Regions from separate parts of the Homo sapiens genome. Here region 1 is linked to region 2. Evidence: chromatin loops called from intact Hi-C (ENCODE). Cell type or tissue: CD4-positive, alpha-beta T cell. All regions are shown on one strand.

Region 1 (8,000 bases), 260 kb after region 2:
GCTCTGTTGCCCAGGCTGGAGTGCAGTGGTGTGATCTTGGCTTTCTGCAACGTCTGCCTTCCAGGTTGAAGAGGTTCTCCTGCCTCAGCCTCCTTAGTAGTGGGATTACAGGTGCCCGCTACTATGCCCGGCTAATTTTTCTTTTGGTATTTTTAGTAGAAATGGGGTTTCACCATGTTGGCCAGGCTGGTCTCAAACTCCTGACCTCAAGTGAGCTGACTGCCTTGGCCTCCCAGAGTGCTGGGATTAGTCGTCATCTTTTGTTAAACCAGGATTTGATTTTTTTCTTTTCTTTTCTTTTCTTTTTTTTTTTTTTGAGACAGAGTCTCTCTCTGTTGCCCAGGCTGGAGTGCAGTGGCACAATCTCGGCTCACTGCAGCCTCCGCCTGCCGGGTCAAGCGATTCTCCTACCTCAGCCTCCTCAGTAGCTGAGATTACAGGCATGCACCACCATGCCCGGCTAATTTTTTTGTGTTTTTAGTAGAGATGGGGTTTCACCGTGCTGGCCAGGCTGGTCTAGAACTCCTGACTGCAAATGATCAGCCCGCCTCAGCCACCCAAAGTGTTGGGATTACAGGTGTGAGCCACTGTGCCCAGCGTGATTTTTTTTTTTTTTTAAAGCAAACTTGTCCTTTGGTTTTGCAGAACAGGCCTGCTCCCTCTCATCTAGCCCATCATTTCTTGGGGCCTGAACCCCAGTGGTCCAAAGTATTGCTTGTGAAATTTAAAAAATGTGAATATGATGTGGGGATGGGCCTCTTCTACATTACCTTGGCCCAGGGGGATCAGCTGGCTGGGAGGATTAGTGAGCACCTCTGTATTTTGAGGTCTGAGTCTTCTGGAGCTGTGTAGTTAATCTTCGGTTTCTGATAACCCCTGGGTCCATCTGGCCATCAGCCTCAGCAGTGAGCAAAGCAATACCATACTCATTTCTATGTTCCTGTTCCTTCCTCTGCTCCTCCTTTGGAGAAGCAATAATTCATGGGGGATGATACAGTAGCACTTTACAAATGGCTCCATGTCATTCATCCCAGGGGCCATAATCTCTTGCACCACCTATTCTTACTTCCTGTTCAGCTCCTTTACAGCTTTTATTTTCAACTGCTTCCCAACTTGGTGGGGCCTCCTTTAAGGATGAGCCAATAGTAAGAATGTGGCTGTAATCAGCAGAGACCCCTCTGAGGGGTATCTGTTCTGCAGCCCCTAGTGAAATCATGTGATGTGAGACAGAAACCTAAACATGGTACTTGATTCTAAACCTGTGCCAGTCTATAGCCTCTGCCTCCCCAAGCAGAGCTCAAGCCAAACGCTTCTGTCCTCTTTCCTTCTGCATTAACCCTTTGCTGATCCTCAGGGGCCACTCCCCCAACACCCCTGTACTTGGGTGAGGGATGTTGGACAGAGCCTGTTTTCATGTACTGCAGGTGGGGGTGTGCTGACATGTTTGCTCTTGGTTGATGGAGAAGGTACAGAGGCCAGGGAGTGAAAATGGTTGACAGAAGAGGGAAGAGTTAGGTGTCTCATAGTCACTCATAGTGGGGTGGTCAGGGGTAATGGCATCTCCCCACTTTAGGCTTCTCAAACAGACTTTTGACACCTCTCAAGTTCAGAGCTCTGATGTGGAAAGACAGGAGGTGTGGGGAAGGAGGGGGATTTCGTGTGTTTGCATGAGTGTGCGCTTCAGGCCTTGGGAGTTGGCAAGAGGGAGGGAAGGAAGGAGAGCAAAATCTTCGGAAGGTGTTTCTTGTACCTGAGGGATCCTGCCCTGAATCTCCATAGTCTCCACTGTGAACTGAGGAGGGGAGGGGTGTGCTGGGGAATAAATCTTGTATGAGAACAATCTTTAAGAGACTGATGCTGAATGGTGTCCTACCCTTGATAGGTCTTCTCTTGTAAATCTGAGTTCTGATTAATTTGAAGTGATAGCCTTAAAAGAGGAAGCCCAGGTATGAGGGACCCACCAGCCCACCCCTATTTTTACTTCGTGATGGCCAGAACATCACCATAGTATGAGGCTACTTTCCTTCTTGTGAGAGCCCCACCATCAGTATAACTGGCACTCTTGGCTAGTATTTAGCCTGTATTTCCTTCATTTCTAATTTCTTTTTTTTTCCTGAGACGGAGTCTTGGTCTGTCGCCCAGGCTGGAGTGCAGTGGTGCGATCTCTCACTGCAAGCTCCGCCTCCCGGGTTCACGCCATTCTCCTGCCTCAGCCTCCTGAGTAGCTTGGACTACAGGCGCCCACCAGCACGCCTGGCTAATTTTTTGTATTTTTAGTAGAGATGGGGTTTCACAGTGTTAGCCAGGATGGTCTCGATCTCCTGACCTCGTGATCCGCCCGCCCTGGCCTCCCAAAGTGCTGGGATTGCAGGCGTGAGCCACCGCGCTCGGCCCTTTCATTTCTAATTCTTAATATTGTCTCCTAAACGTGCAGAGACAAGCACACGTTTTAAAGGCTAAGGAGGTTGTAGGTAGCAGAAGGCTTTAAAAAGTAGCACCTTACTCCTTCACTGGATGGTCTGAGCTGCAGGGACAGCTGCTCTTTGGCCTTCAGCTCACCTCAGAAACTAGAAATATTTATTTCAGGCTCTGTCCCATTGGCCACTGTGGTCAGGGGTGGAAAGCACCTGCCAGGTGTTGCCCTGAGATTGTCTGGGCTAACAAACTTTTCCACAAGCTTTGTGGTTGAACAGTAGCCCCCTCCTAACCCTATCGTTCCTTGGCGTCCAAACTACAGTAGGTGTCGAGTGCCCCCTGGGTGCGAAGCTCGGTATTAGGCAAATAAGGGTGGTTGCTCTCCAAGGCGCTTAGCTGTCCCCCCTTCCCACTTTTTTTTTTTTTGTTCGAGACTGCGTCTCGCTCTGTCGCCAGGATGGGGTGCAGTGGCGCGCTCATAGTGGCTCACTGCAGCCTCGATGTCCGGGGCTCTGGTGACCCTCCCACCTCAGCCTCCAGAGTAGCTGGGACCACAGAAGCGCGCCACCACTCTTAATTTTTTGTACTTTATTTGCAGAGATGGGGTTTCATATTGCCCAGACTGGTTTCGAATTCCTGGGCTCAAACGATCCGCCCGCCTCAGCCTCCCAAAGTGATAGAATTGCAGGGGTGACATGCCACTGCGCCCGACCAAGGCGCTTAGCTTTCTATTAAGTTTTCACAACCACTTTCCTACCACTATCTACTGTTCCTATTTTACAAATGACAAAACTAACCGACAAAAGAGCACTGGACCGTGGGACCAGAGCACGTCCCTGTGGGGTAACCTTGAGCTGGTCGCTTGCCCAGGGCGGCAGCGGATGTCTGAAGCGTCTTCCAATCCCAACATTAGACTTAATTCAAGGTCACCAGTGCTCAGCTGCGGCTGGAACTGGGTCTCGAAACTTGAAGGCCTTCTCTGCTACAGCCTTCGTTCCCGGGAGCAGAAAGAGGAAGTTTCTTAGCCGTGGGCACGCCGGCGCCTTCGCAGAGGCCCATGGCTTGAGGTCCGGCCCGAATGCGCAAGTTCCGACCTGAAATGAACTATGGAGTCCGGGAGGGGTCGCTTTGCTCCTCCGGAAGGCTTCCCCTTCAGCCAATCACCGTTCGAGGCCCGCCCCCGTCGCCGGAAGGAGCCGTCGCCCCGAGCAACTACAACGTCCGGCTTTCTGAGTTGGGTGGCGGGAAAGGCGATGAGTAAAGGCCGGGCAGAAGCTGCGGCGGGAGGTAACGGCGCCGTGGGCGCGGGGAAGACCCGGGAGGGCAGTGGGTGAGGAGGTCGGTTGAGTGGCCCCCTCCCCTGCCTTTCTCTCCGTAGCCGCCGGGATCCTCCTGAGGTACCTGCAGGAGCAGAACCGGCCCTACAGCTCCCAGGATGTGTTCGGGAACCTACAGCGGGAACACGGACTGGGCAAGGCGGTGAGGACCTTCTCCCGGGATTCCCTCTCCGTCGGACTCCCTGGATTCAGGCTGGGGTCGTGCCCTTTGGAGCCTTGGGCGTTTTCCACATCACTGGCTGGATTTCCCCAGACCCAGGCTCAGACTCCTCTGATTGCTCCTTCTCTCTCCTCTGCCAGGTGGTGGTGAAGACGCTGGAGCAGCTGGCGCAACAAGGCAAGATCAAAGAGAAGATGTACGGCAAGCAGAAGATCTATTTTGCGGATCAGGTGAGGAGAACTTGCGCCGATTGTCACCCATGAGAGCCCGACAACGGGTGAATCTACTCCTGGTGTGAACTCTTTGGGGACAAGGCCCCCCATGGAAAACTCACCTGTCTTAGGCCACCATCCTTAAATCAAGGTGTGTACTCCTCTTGTTAGGATCCCAACTTCACGAGGTTTCCAGATTTACAATATGATGGATGACAGAAGATTCTGTATTGTTGCTACCAAGATCCATTTCCGCTCCAAAGCTCTTATTCCTTATCATCTACATTAGCAACACCCTCTGCCAAATGATGTTCCTCCTGCCTCCATCCGATTCTCTAAACACACATATCAAATTTATATTCTCCAGCCCAGACCTCCAGCTGGAATCTGTCAGGCATTAATATCAGAGTCAAAATTGCCACAGTAGAATGCCTCATCTTCCCCCCACCCCGGACTGGTTTCTTTCTAACATTCTCCTCCCCTAATGGAATTACTCTTCACCCAAACCAGAAATTGGGAGCAATTCTTGACTTCCTTTACTAGTCAACCATCAAGTCCAGCTGATTTTTCCGTTTTTATTTATTTTTTTAATTTTTATAGAGATGGGTCTTACTGTGCTGCCCAGGTTGGTCCCAACTCCTGGGCTCAAGTGATCCTCCTGTCTTGGCCTCCCAAAGTGCTGGGAGGACAGGCGTGAACCACAGAGCCTGGCTAATTTTTCCATTCTTGAATCCACTCTCCTTTCCATCTGCCATGGTTGCTCTAGTTCACGCCCTCTTTATTTGTTGCAGTATCCTCCTAACAGATCTTGGCTCTTCAAACATATCTTAAACTCTTAAACATTGCAGTCAGAATGATCTGTCTAAATAGATCTGGTCATGCACCTTCCCTATTTAAAACTCTTCAATGGCTCTCTAGTGCTGCAAAAAACATGTAAAAGGCACCGGAAGACGCCCCAGCCAGCCTCTGGCCTCACCAATCCTCATTATTTTTCTATCCACGAACACTAGATAATTCTGGTGTGTTTTACTGCTCTGTCCTTTGCATGTTGTCTTCCCTGTACCTGCTTCTCTTCCTGGCCAGCTCTTTCTTTCCTTGAGGATTTCACTTAGACATCACCTTTTCCAGAAATCTTCCTTGAATGCTCCGAGCTAATTGTTTCTTTTTCAGGCCCTTATCTCTTTTTGTTATTGTTGTTGTTGTTGTTGTTGAGACGGAGTCTCGCTCTGTCACCCAGGCTGGAGTGCAGTGGCACAATCTCGGCTCACTATAAGCTCCACCTCCTGGGTTCACGCCATTCCCCCGCCTCAGCCTCCCAGAGTAGCTGGGACTACAGGCACCCGCCACGAAGCCTAATTTTTTTTTTTTTTTTTTTTTGGTATTTTTAGTAGAGATGGGGTTTCATCGTGTTAGCCAGGATGGTCTTGATCTCCTGACCTCGTGATCCACCCGCCTCGGCCTCCCAAAGTGCTGGGATTACAGGCATGAGCCACTGTGCCCAGCCTGGCCCTTACCTCTTTTGAGGCATGCTGTATTACAATTTTTACTTGTCTCCTTTATTCAACTGAAGTTCCTCTAGGGCAGACCCCATTTCTCAATTCATTTTTATCTGATCAGCACCTCCGCAGTATCTAACATCCAGCAGATATTACTCGTTAAACTGAACCAAACCACTTTTAAGGCTGACTTTCCTAAAACAGGCTGCATTGTGTTACTCATCTAAAGATAATTCTCTAAAGGAGGGTTTGGCAAACTTTTTCTGCAAATGGCCAGACAGTATTTTTAGGATTTGTGGGCCATATGTATCTCTTGTCATGGCTGGCTGTACAACTGCCACAACTACTCACCTCTGCCACTGTAGAACAGAAGCAGCTGTAGACTATGTAAATGAACGGGTGGGGCTGTTTCAATAAAATTTTGTTTTCAAAAACATGCATCTGGCAGGATTTGGCTTGCTGGCCATAGTTTGCTGGCCTCTGCCCTATAGGTTCACCTTGCCCAAGTGTAGAGTCCAGACTGCACTGGCTGGCATACTTTTTCAACCTGCTCCCCATCACCAACTGATGTGACCTCCCCCACCCCCACACTGATCCCCAGTGCAGTTCTTTTCTAGCAATGGCCCCTCATGAGAGAAGCTCCTCAGACTTACTGGAATCCCTTATCTACATGGATCCCAAGACCCAGCATAGTGGCTCATGCATGTAATCCCAGCACTTTGGGAGGCTGAGGCGGATGGATCACTTGAGCCCAGGAGTTTGAGACCAGCCTGGGCAACGTGGTGAAACCCCTTCTCTACTAAAAATACAAAAATTAGCTGCGCTTGGTGGTGCGCGCCTGTAATCCCAGCTACTTAGGAGGCTGAGGCATGAGAATCGCTTGAAGCCAGGAGGCGGAGGTTGCAGTCAGCCAAGATTGCACCACTGCACTCTGGCCTGGGTGACAGAGAAAGAAAGAGAGGAAAAGAGGGAAGGGAGGGAGAAAGAGAGAGAAAGAGAGAGGGAAAGGGAGGGGGAAGGAGGGAGGGAGGGAGGAAAAAGGAAGGAAGGAAGGAGGGAGAGAGGAAGGTGGAAAGAAGGATGGGAAGAAAGGACAGGAAGGAAGAAGAAAAGAAGTCCATCCATCCCATCCATCATGCTTCTTCACCTGTCCAGTTTCTATCTATTATGGAAACCCATGATCTAGGTTTCCCCACCGTGGGAACAATGTTACTTAACTGCTTCAGCCCAGGTAGTGGTTTTATCACTAAATGGGAAGATTTCTGTCCTAATCAGTATCCTGTCAACCTAGTAGCTTAAGGACAAGCATTAGATTTCAGCTTTTCTTTCCTACCTTTTTAGTGGGGCCGCTCCTTAACTGAAAACAATTTCTCAAAAGTACTCTCCCACTATTTCTGCAGACCCTCTGGAGACTTTGGGGTGTGGCTGGTTCCTGAGCATATCCAAATGGTGCCTTCCCAGGTGTGTGTTCCCATCTTTGTGCCTCACAACAGTTCACTTGTATTTTCCCTCTTTGTCTGGCAGGACCAGTTTGACATGGTGAGTGATGCTGACCTTCAAGTCCTAGATGGCAAAATCGTGGCCCTCACTGCTAAGGTGCAGAGCTTGCAGCAGAGCTGCCGCTACATGGAGGCTGGTAGGACTGGGTAGCCCCTCCAAAGTGCCCATAGGCTTAGGTTCATTCTAGAGGTCAGGAATTACTAAATGAATGGTTCAATGACTGCAGCATCTTGTTGCAGCTAAGACCCCTTTGCTGGGCTCCCTTAGGCATAAAAAGAAATGTAGGATAACTAACGGCTTTTGTGTACCAACAAATGGACAAGATACGCATTTGTTCTCCCTGCCACGATTATCAGTACACTGTCCCCACGTTTCCCTTTATTCCTGCTTCTTTAACTGGCTACGCCTAAGTAAGTGTTCAACCTCACACCCACGCCACTTGTAGATGGAGGAGGAAAGAAAATTAGAAGAATAAATAATCCTGTATGGCTTAGTTTCCATGTGAGATGATAGATCCAGAGCAAGGTGGAACACCTCAGGGAGCACCCACTGGGAAAGACAGAACTCCTTCCTCAGGGGTAGCAAGTGACCCCAGGCGGATGTGGTTTCAGAGCTCAAGGAATTATCTAGTGCCCTGACCACACCAGAGATGCAGAAAGAAATCCAGGAGTTAAAGAAGGAATGCGCTGGCTACAGAGAGAGATTGAAGAACATTAAAGCAGCTACCAATCATGTGACTCCAGAAGAGAAAGAGCAGGTGAGCTGGAAGGCTGTAGGACCGCTGTGCAGGTCCAGAGTGAACATCAGGGCTGAGCCCCAGAGGGCTGCTGTGGTTCTGAGGAGTTAGAGGAACTTGCTTTTTCCTTCTAGGTGTACAGAG
Region 2 (8,000 bases):
CTCCAAAAAATAAAAATAAAAAAAATTAGCCGGGTGTGGTGGCAGGCACCTGTAATCCCATCTACTCGGAAGGCTGAGGCAGGAGAATTGCTTGAACCTGGGAGGTAGAGGTTGCAGTGAGCCGAGATTGTGCCACTGCACTCCAGCCTATGTGACAAGAGTGAAACTCCACCTCAAAAAAAAAAAAAAGGAAATAAAGAAAAGGTTCTTGGGCTGGGCGCCATGGCTCACACCTGTAATCCCAGCACTTTGGGAGGCCAAGGCACACAGATCGCTTGAGCTCAGGAGCTTGAGACCAGCCTGGGCAACATAGGGAAACCCTGTCTCCACAAAAAATACAAAAACTAGCTGAATGTGATGGCACATGTACCTGTAGTCCCAGCTACCTGGGAGGCTGAGGTAGGAGGATCACTTGAACCCAGGAGTTTGAGGTTGCAGTGAGCTGAGATTAAGCCACTGCACTCCAACCTGGGTGACAGAGTGAGACTGGGTTCCCCCTCAGAGAAAGAAAGAAAAGGTTCTTACCACAAAGCAAATTACGCTCTAGTTGGGAAGACCAATCTTTCCAGAAACACAATACATTAAGTATTATAAAGAATAGGAAAAAAGAACCAATCAAAGCAGGGAAGATAATTAAGGGAATACGTACAAATCTGCTGGTTCCACAAAGGAACACATTATTCAGTTAACAAACATGTATTCAGCAATTGCTAGGGACCAGGATCAACACTAGGTGCTGGGAATACAAAGATTAAGATAGCTCCTGCCGGCCGAGCACGATGGCTCATGGCTGTAATCCCAGCACTTTGGGAGGCTGAGGCGGGCGGATCACCTGAGGTCAGGAGTTCGAGACCAGTCTGGACAACATGGTGAAACCCTGTCTCCACTAAAAATAAAAAAATTGGCTGGGCGTGGTGGTGTGCACCTGTAATCTCAGCTACGTGGGAGGCTGAGGTGGGAGAATCACTTGAACCCGGGAGGCGGAGGTTACAGTAAGCTGAGATCGCGCCACTGCACCCAGCCTAGGCAACAGAGTGAGACTCTGTCTCAAGGAAAAAAAAAAAAAAAAAAAGATAGTTCCTGCCTTCCAGATGTACAAGTTCAACAATGAGGCAGTACTACAGACAACAATACGGTATCATCAGTGTTATAGTAGCATGTGGACACATGACTGATAAGGACTAGGTGTTAGAGATGCAAAGCAAAGATAGCAATTGCAGTTACATAGCGAGAACTGCATATCCCATAACACTACTCAAGACATGCAAACAAATATAAGCAAAGTCTTGTTCAGAGCCATGGGAAAAACCAGGTAACCTGATGAAGCTAGTTCTCTTTTTTTTTTTTTGAGACAGAGTCTCGCTCTGTCGCCCAGGCTGGAGTACAGTGGCGCAATCTCAGCTCACTGCAAGCTCCGCCTCCTGGGTTCATGCCATTCTCCTGCCTCAGCCTCCGAAGTAGCTGGGACTACAGGGGCCCACAACCACACCCAGTTAATTTTTTGTATTTTCAGTAGAGACAGGGTTTCACGGTGTTAGCCAGGATGGTCTTGATCTCCTGACCTCATGATCCGTCCACGTCGGCCTCCCAAAGTGCTGGGATTACAGGCGTGAGCCAAGGTGCCTGGCCTAAGCTAGTTCTCTTTTATTTGAAACTCACTCTAACACTGACAGTAGCATTAGCACATTCACTTCACGTCGTAAATGAAACTGAGGGTCTAAAAGGAATATACTGGAGTCCCCGTGCAGTGACTCACGCCTGTAATCCCAGCACTTTGGGACGCTGAGGCGGGTGGATTACTTGAGCTCAGGAGTTTGAGACCGGCCTGGGCAACATGGTGAAACCCCATCTCTACAAAAAATACAAAAATCAGTGGGCATGGTGGTGGACTCCTGTAGTCCCAGCTACCTGCGAGGCTGAGGAGGAAGGATCGCTTGAGTTCGGGAGGTCAAGGCTGCAGTGAGCAGCATTCCCGCCACTACACTCCAGCTTGGGCAAAAAAAGTGACACCCTTTCTCAAAAATAAATAAATAAATAAGAAATAAAAGAACTATACTAGAGTCATCATGTCTGTAACAGAGTCCTAGTTCCCAGATCCAAATCCCACTGTTCCCTCTGTACATCTTAAACTGACAAGGAAACAGAGGACAGAGGACCTACTGCTCAAGAACACAAAGATAAATATAGGACACTTACACCATCCAGTCCATCATGGCTATTGGTGAGAAGAATGGGGTCAGGGACTGGGAGATTCATGTCAGAGTGGATCTGAGTTAGGTCATGGATGTTTAAGATTGGTTCCTGAAAGACACCCACCCCAAAACATTAATCTTTTCAAGCTGAACAAAGAAGTATTTGATTTGAAGAGCAAGAAATGAAAGTGCTTTTACAGTTTAAAAAAATAAAAAGAAGAAGAATCAACAGTTTATCCCAGTTGACAGTAATACCAGGGCCAAAAAAATTGGGGAATTTGAGGAAAGAATAGGGTCTCTCACCTTCAGAAAACTATCAAGTTCTAATAACTTCTTTGGGAAAAAATTTGCCACCAAGTCTTCTGCCTAAGGAAGAGGGAAAATACAGCTGAATTAATATCTGTGGGAAGGTCTCTCTCTCTCTCTCTCTCTCTCTCTCTCTCCAGGTATCTCCTCTTTGGGAAATTCTCAACCAACAACCATTTTTCTATTTATTTCACTCACCTCACTTGTGATCCGCTCCCTGAAAGAATCAACCTAAAATTAACAAAGAGAGCAATTCAGTACCTGGGGACAGAGGTAAGAGCAGGATGGAGAATCCCAATCCAACTGTCTTTCCCTCACCTTGTAACTGTAATAAGAAGCTGAGAGGCCCCCAGACTGCAAATACTTTATTTTTTTGAGGATCCATTTTTCCATCTCAGAAGAACGCAGGGCTTTGAGGACAGCACCTGCCTGTCTCCTCTGTCCTCCCCCTTCCCTCCCTTCCTCCTGTGTCTGAAGCTGTCTGAATTTGATAAGCAGACAAAAGACAGGTAGTTAGGGAAGATGTGAGCTCACAAACGTGCCAACCCCCACCCAGACCTAGTCTATGATACTAGGCAGGCCAGCCGCCAAGGGCAGGGGCAGTGTCCAGGGACGTTGTTGGGCTGGGGGATTACCAGCTGTCACGGGCCTAAAGCCCTGAGTCCAACACGTGTCCGCGGAGGTGTCCCCGGGACTCTCCATCATCAGACGCGGTACAGAAAGCCATCCTATATTTTCCTCTCCCGCGAAGCCGACCCCGGGAGTTGGGGGCTGGGCTGAGCCGAGCGGAAGCTCAGAGCTGGTATCCCCAGGGAGACAAAGACGCCATGGGGAGTAGGAAGCCGGTCAGACTGCTGGGGGATCAAAGCGAGGGGCAAAAAGGCCGGACCGGTGCCGCTACCTTGAGCTTCACTTCCTGATCCACCTTCAGCAACGAGGCCATGGCCGGGCCGGGCCGTGTCCGATCCTCTGGACACCGGAGGCGCTGTGGACTCCAGGGAGGGGGCCGGAGGGACCTGAGAAATCTCGGCTGACCTCGGGACCCGACCGCCCTTGCTGGCTTACTCACTGCTCGCTCGCTCCCTCCCTCTGTGCCGTCCGCCCGCCCGCCGGCAGCCTGCTGCCTGCTTGCTCTCTCGCTCGCCCTCCCGGCTTTCGCCGCTCACGCCGGAAACTGCGTCACAGCCAATCGCCGAGACTCCTGCGAGGCTGTGCACGTGCGCTGCGCAGCCGCGATGAGGCATGGCTTTGGACGCTCCCAGCGGGGTTCACACTGCCGGGGTCAAGTGTCGGGTAGGGGTAAAGTAAAAAGGAGAGCTGTGGGGAATGGTGCGCTGAGAACTGAGCCTCCGAGAGACTCGGAAACGGTGCGGCCCTCTCTGTTGTCCCGGAACTCGCCTTCACCGAAGGGACCTTCTCAGCCGCTGCACTCCCGGGGACAACGCCGTCGCGCCCCAGTGACGTAGGCTCGGGGAAGTCGGGGACCCGGGTACTGGGTTCGGGGGTGTAGTCCCTGATTCCCGCTGCCTCTGCCCGTTTGCCGAGGCTCAAGTGTTTAGGCTAGAGCGAAAAAGACAAGCGCCGTTGTACCAAGCTTTCCTGGTACATTTCCCTGCCAACTGATTCTCGTAAGCTTCCAGACCTCAAAGATCAACTACCTAATTGGCAAATTGATCCCCAGAGTAGGGTAGGGCTTGTCCAAGGCGTTTCCAGTACATCCTGAGCCAGAACCCAGATCTCCTAACTTCTACGGCAGTGCTGTATCTATTTGCCTAGTGGAAGCATGAGACTATACCTCTTCATGCACCCATTCATTCGATCTCTCTCTCTCGACATTGGATATATCATTCAATAAAATGGGGCAGGGCACTGTGTCAGATTCTAGAAATATGTGAGTCACATATGTAGGTTGAAATCTTCTAGTAGCCACAATTAAAAAGTAAAACAAGTGAAAATTTTAGTCATACATTTAACCCAGTTTATACAAGTATTTCAACATGTAATCAACATTTAAAAATCGAGATCTTATGCATTCTTTTCTCATACCAAGTCTTCAAAATCCAGTGCGTATTTTACACTTAACTGCACATCTCAATAAGGCAACACCACATTTGTAGTACAGTGCTCAGTAGCCACATGTGGCTGCTGGCTTCTGTATTGAAGAGCACAGCTCTGGGAAATCAAAGGCAAACAAGATTCAAGGTCGCTGGTCCCATGGGGCATAATATTGGAAAAACACCAGAAAGTAAACTGACAAGGTAACTGCAAAATTTGATAAATGTTAGGGAAAAAGTGGATGACATAGAAAATACGAGAGATCTATTTTAGATCGAATGGCCAAGGAAGGCCTCTGAACAGGCAAGCTGTGATCTAAAGGATATAAAGAGGTTAGCATGGAAAGAGTGAGAAGAGCCTTGAGAGGTATAAGGGCAGCTCAGGCAAATGCTCTAGGGAAGGAAAGAGATTGTCTTGAAGACAAAGACTAGTGAGCTGAGGGTGAGGAGGGTTGTTAGTAAACAATCTAGATTAAGTGCAAAAGGAGGTCATCAGATTTGTATTTTGGGGTCGCTCTTGCTGTTGAACATTTATCCTAGGCTGGCCTCTCTACTAAGTGCTAGGAAAATGAGGGGAATACACAATTAAATGGAGTAAAGCACAGAAGACTGACTATGGCCTTTGGGATCAGAGACCTGGGCTTCAAATCCCACCTCAGCTCCTTACTAACTGGAATCTTGGGCAAATTATTGAAATGCTGAGTCTCGATTCCCTCATCTGTAAGATGGAATTTTAATAATTAGTAATAAATAATAGTATGTAATTTTGTAGTGTTGTGAATATTAGAAATAATATATGTAAAACAATTAGCACAGTGCTTAGACACAAAATAAATAGTAGCCACTGTCAGGTAAGTAAGTGATCTGTTAATGCTTAGCATGAAGAGGTTACTCCTTAAATTACAGTAATTATTTCCATTCCTGCTTTCAAGCTCAAAGTCCTTTTCAGCTTATAGAAGGCCACATATAACATCATGCTCTATCAGTTTTCCCCCTTTTACATGTTTTCTGTTAACACATTTCCCTGGGAACTTTTGAGATCCGATTTGAAACTTCAGGAATTATTTCCCACATTTACTCCATTCTATTTTAAGTATGCCACTATTCTTATTCCAGTCAGAATTTATAACATCAACTGGAAAAGCTAATATGTTTGTGCCTGTTAAAATATGCTTTGTTCTCAAATAATTATGTTTTGTCTCCTTCAAGTAGGTTATAAGACAGATACACATTCTCTTTATTTCCCTTCCTCCTCCCCATCCAAGTGTTTAATATAATACTCCATTCATTTGTTTATTCAGTGAACAACTGGAGAGTACCACTACACTTAACAATAACTATTCATTTCTGGGTGCTTACAAGTCACATGTGATCACTGATGACTGGTCTAATTTTAAATTCATGTCCCAAAATCTCAAATGAGTGCACAACACTGCCTGAGCTCCTACTACATGCTCCTGACAAGTTTGCTCTCCCACCCTCCCAATGACTATCATACTTTCTCATCTCCCTGAACCTCCAGTATTCCTTCTCTCCCACCTCCAACTTATGGCCTGGGCTCATTCTTTATTGAGAAAACAGAAGCAGATGAGAACTACCTCATCATCTCACCACCAAATCTGCCAATCTGCAAAATACTTTCTGCCTTTCCTCTTTCATTGAAGGAAACAAACCTGTTCCTATCTCTTCCTTTTGTGCTTTGGATTCCATCCCCTTTGACTTTCTCAATCCCATGTCTGTGCCCATGATTAGCCCCTCTTTTTCCTACATCACATCCTCTGCTGGGTCATTTCCAGACATAACCAATATCCCCTATCTTGAGAAAACTCCCCCCCGAATCCAGATTCCTCTGTAGCTGTTACTCCCTTTCTGTGCTCTCCTTCCTGGCAAGACTTCTTGAATTATTTATTGTCTCTTACTCTACTTCCTCATGCCCCATTTACTCCAATCCACTCTAATCAGACTTCTCAACCCCACTTTCTCACTGATATAATTTTTGTTAGGTTACCAATGACTACCATGTTGACACCAGTGGTCACCTCTCATCTTATTTGAATCTCTCAGTAGTACTCAATATATTAGCCACTCCCCTTCTTAAAATACACACAGCAACCTGTTCTGATCTTTCTCCAGCCTCAACAGTGATTCCCCATTTCCTTTGCTGGCTCTTCCTCCTCTGCTCCACTTCTTAATGGTGGCATGCTTCAGGAGACTTAGGTCCTTTATTCTCTGCTTACACTTTCTCCCTAAGAGGATCTATGCATGTTCGGCCAGGCGCGGTGGCTCACGCCTGTAATCCCAGCACTTTGGGAGGCCGAGGCGGGTGGATCACGAGGTCAGGAGATAGAGACCATCCTGGCTAACACGGTGAAACCCCGTCTCTACCAAAAATACAAAAAATTAGCCGGGCGTGGTGGCGGGCGCCTGTAGTCCCAGCTACTCAGGAGGCTGAGGCAGGAGAATGGCGTGAACCTGGGAGGCAGAGCTTGCAGTGAGCTGAGATCGCGCCACTGCACTCCAGCCTGGGCGACAGAGCGAGACTCCGTCTCAAAAAAAAAAAAAAAAAAAAGAGGATCTATGCATGTTCATAGCTTTAAGTATCATCTGTATTCGGCCAGACACGCACGGGGGCTAATGCCTGTAATCCCAGCACTTTGAGAGGCCAAGGCAGGCAGATCACCTGAGGTTGGGAGTTCGAGACTAGCCTGAACATGGAGAAACCCCGTCTCTACTAAAAATACAAAATTAGCTGGGCGTGGTGGTACATGCCTGTAATCCCAGCTACTCGGGAGGCTGAGGCAGGAGAATCACTTGAACTGGGGAGGTGGAGGTTGCGGTGAGCCGAGATCGCGCCATTGCACTCCAGCCTGGGCAACAAGAGCGAAACTCCATCTCAAAAAAAAAAAAAAAAAAAAAAATCTGTATGCTGATTTGAGGGCCCCAGATTCGTATCTCCCATCTGACATCTTCACTGAGTTCTAACCATCTATTTGATGTTTCTACTTGGAAACCTAATGAGCATATCAAACTTAACATGGCCAAACCAGAATTCTTGATTCTCCCACACACCTGTTATTTTCCTATTCTTCTCCATCTCAGTAATTGACATAACTGTCCACCTAGTTGTTCAAACCAAAAACCTAACAGTCAACCTTGATTCCTCTCTTTTCCTCGTCTCTCCACATTCAACCCATCAGCAGGTCCTGTCAGCTTTCCCTGTATAATGCATCCTGTATGAGTGTGCTTTCCTCCATCTCTTGTTACCCTGGCCAAAGCCACTGTCATCCTTTGCTAGGACTATTACAATAGGCTCCTATCTGGTCTCTCCATTTCCACTCTTGCCACCCCCCACCAACTGTCACATTCTGTTCTTCACTCAGCACCAAAATTTATCATTGATTGATTGACTGACTGAGACAGGGTCTTGCTATGTTGTCCAAGTTGGTCT

Evidence for each region. Peaks named below come from ENCODE experiments on the same cell type or tissue, not always from the same donor. Only the 100,000 strongest peaks of a DNase experiment are listed, where the experiment ranks them.
Region 1: it touches region 2 in a loop (4-fold over the local background); 24 of 110 quality-filtered maps call a loop at or near these places.

Annotation. Positions count from the first base shown.
Region 1 is chr17:42,573,355-42,581,354 of GRCh38, reverse strand. It overlaps PSMC3IP (PSMC3 interacting protein), which reads left to right and starts at 3,626. Exons shown (of 8, transcript NM_016556.4): 1 at 3,626-3,702; 2 at 3,794-3,894; 3 at 4,053-4,142; 4 at 7,145-7,256; 5 at 7,732-7,877; 6 at 7,991-8,000. The coding sequence starts at 3,669. It overlaps RETREG3 (reticulophagy regulator family member 3), which reads left to right. Exons shown (of 9, transcript NM_178126.4): 9 at 1-1,840. RefSeq lists an enhancer at 3,275-3,364 and a silencer at 3,665-3,714. In CD4-positive, alpha-beta T cell, CTCF peaks have their summits at 2,580, 2,780 and 3,512; DNase peaks (open chromatin) are centred at 2,764 and 3,574; H3K4me3 peaks cover 1,883 bases; H3K27ac peaks cover 1,247 bases.
Region 2 is chr17:42,829,073-42,837,072 of GRCh38, reverse strand. PSME3 (proteasome activator subunit 3) reads right to left here and starts at 3,676. Exons shown (of 11, transcript NM_005789.4): 1 at 3,400-3,676; 2 at 2,697-2,729; 3 at 2,496-2,558; 4 at 2,197-2,301. The coding sequence starts at 3,441. RefSeq lists an enhancer at 3,859-4,028. In CD4-positive, alpha-beta T cell, no CTCF peak of the experiment used is centred here; DNase peaks (open chromatin) are centred at 3,682 and 3,942; H3K4me3 peaks cover 1,895 bases; H3K27ac peaks cover 1,774 bases.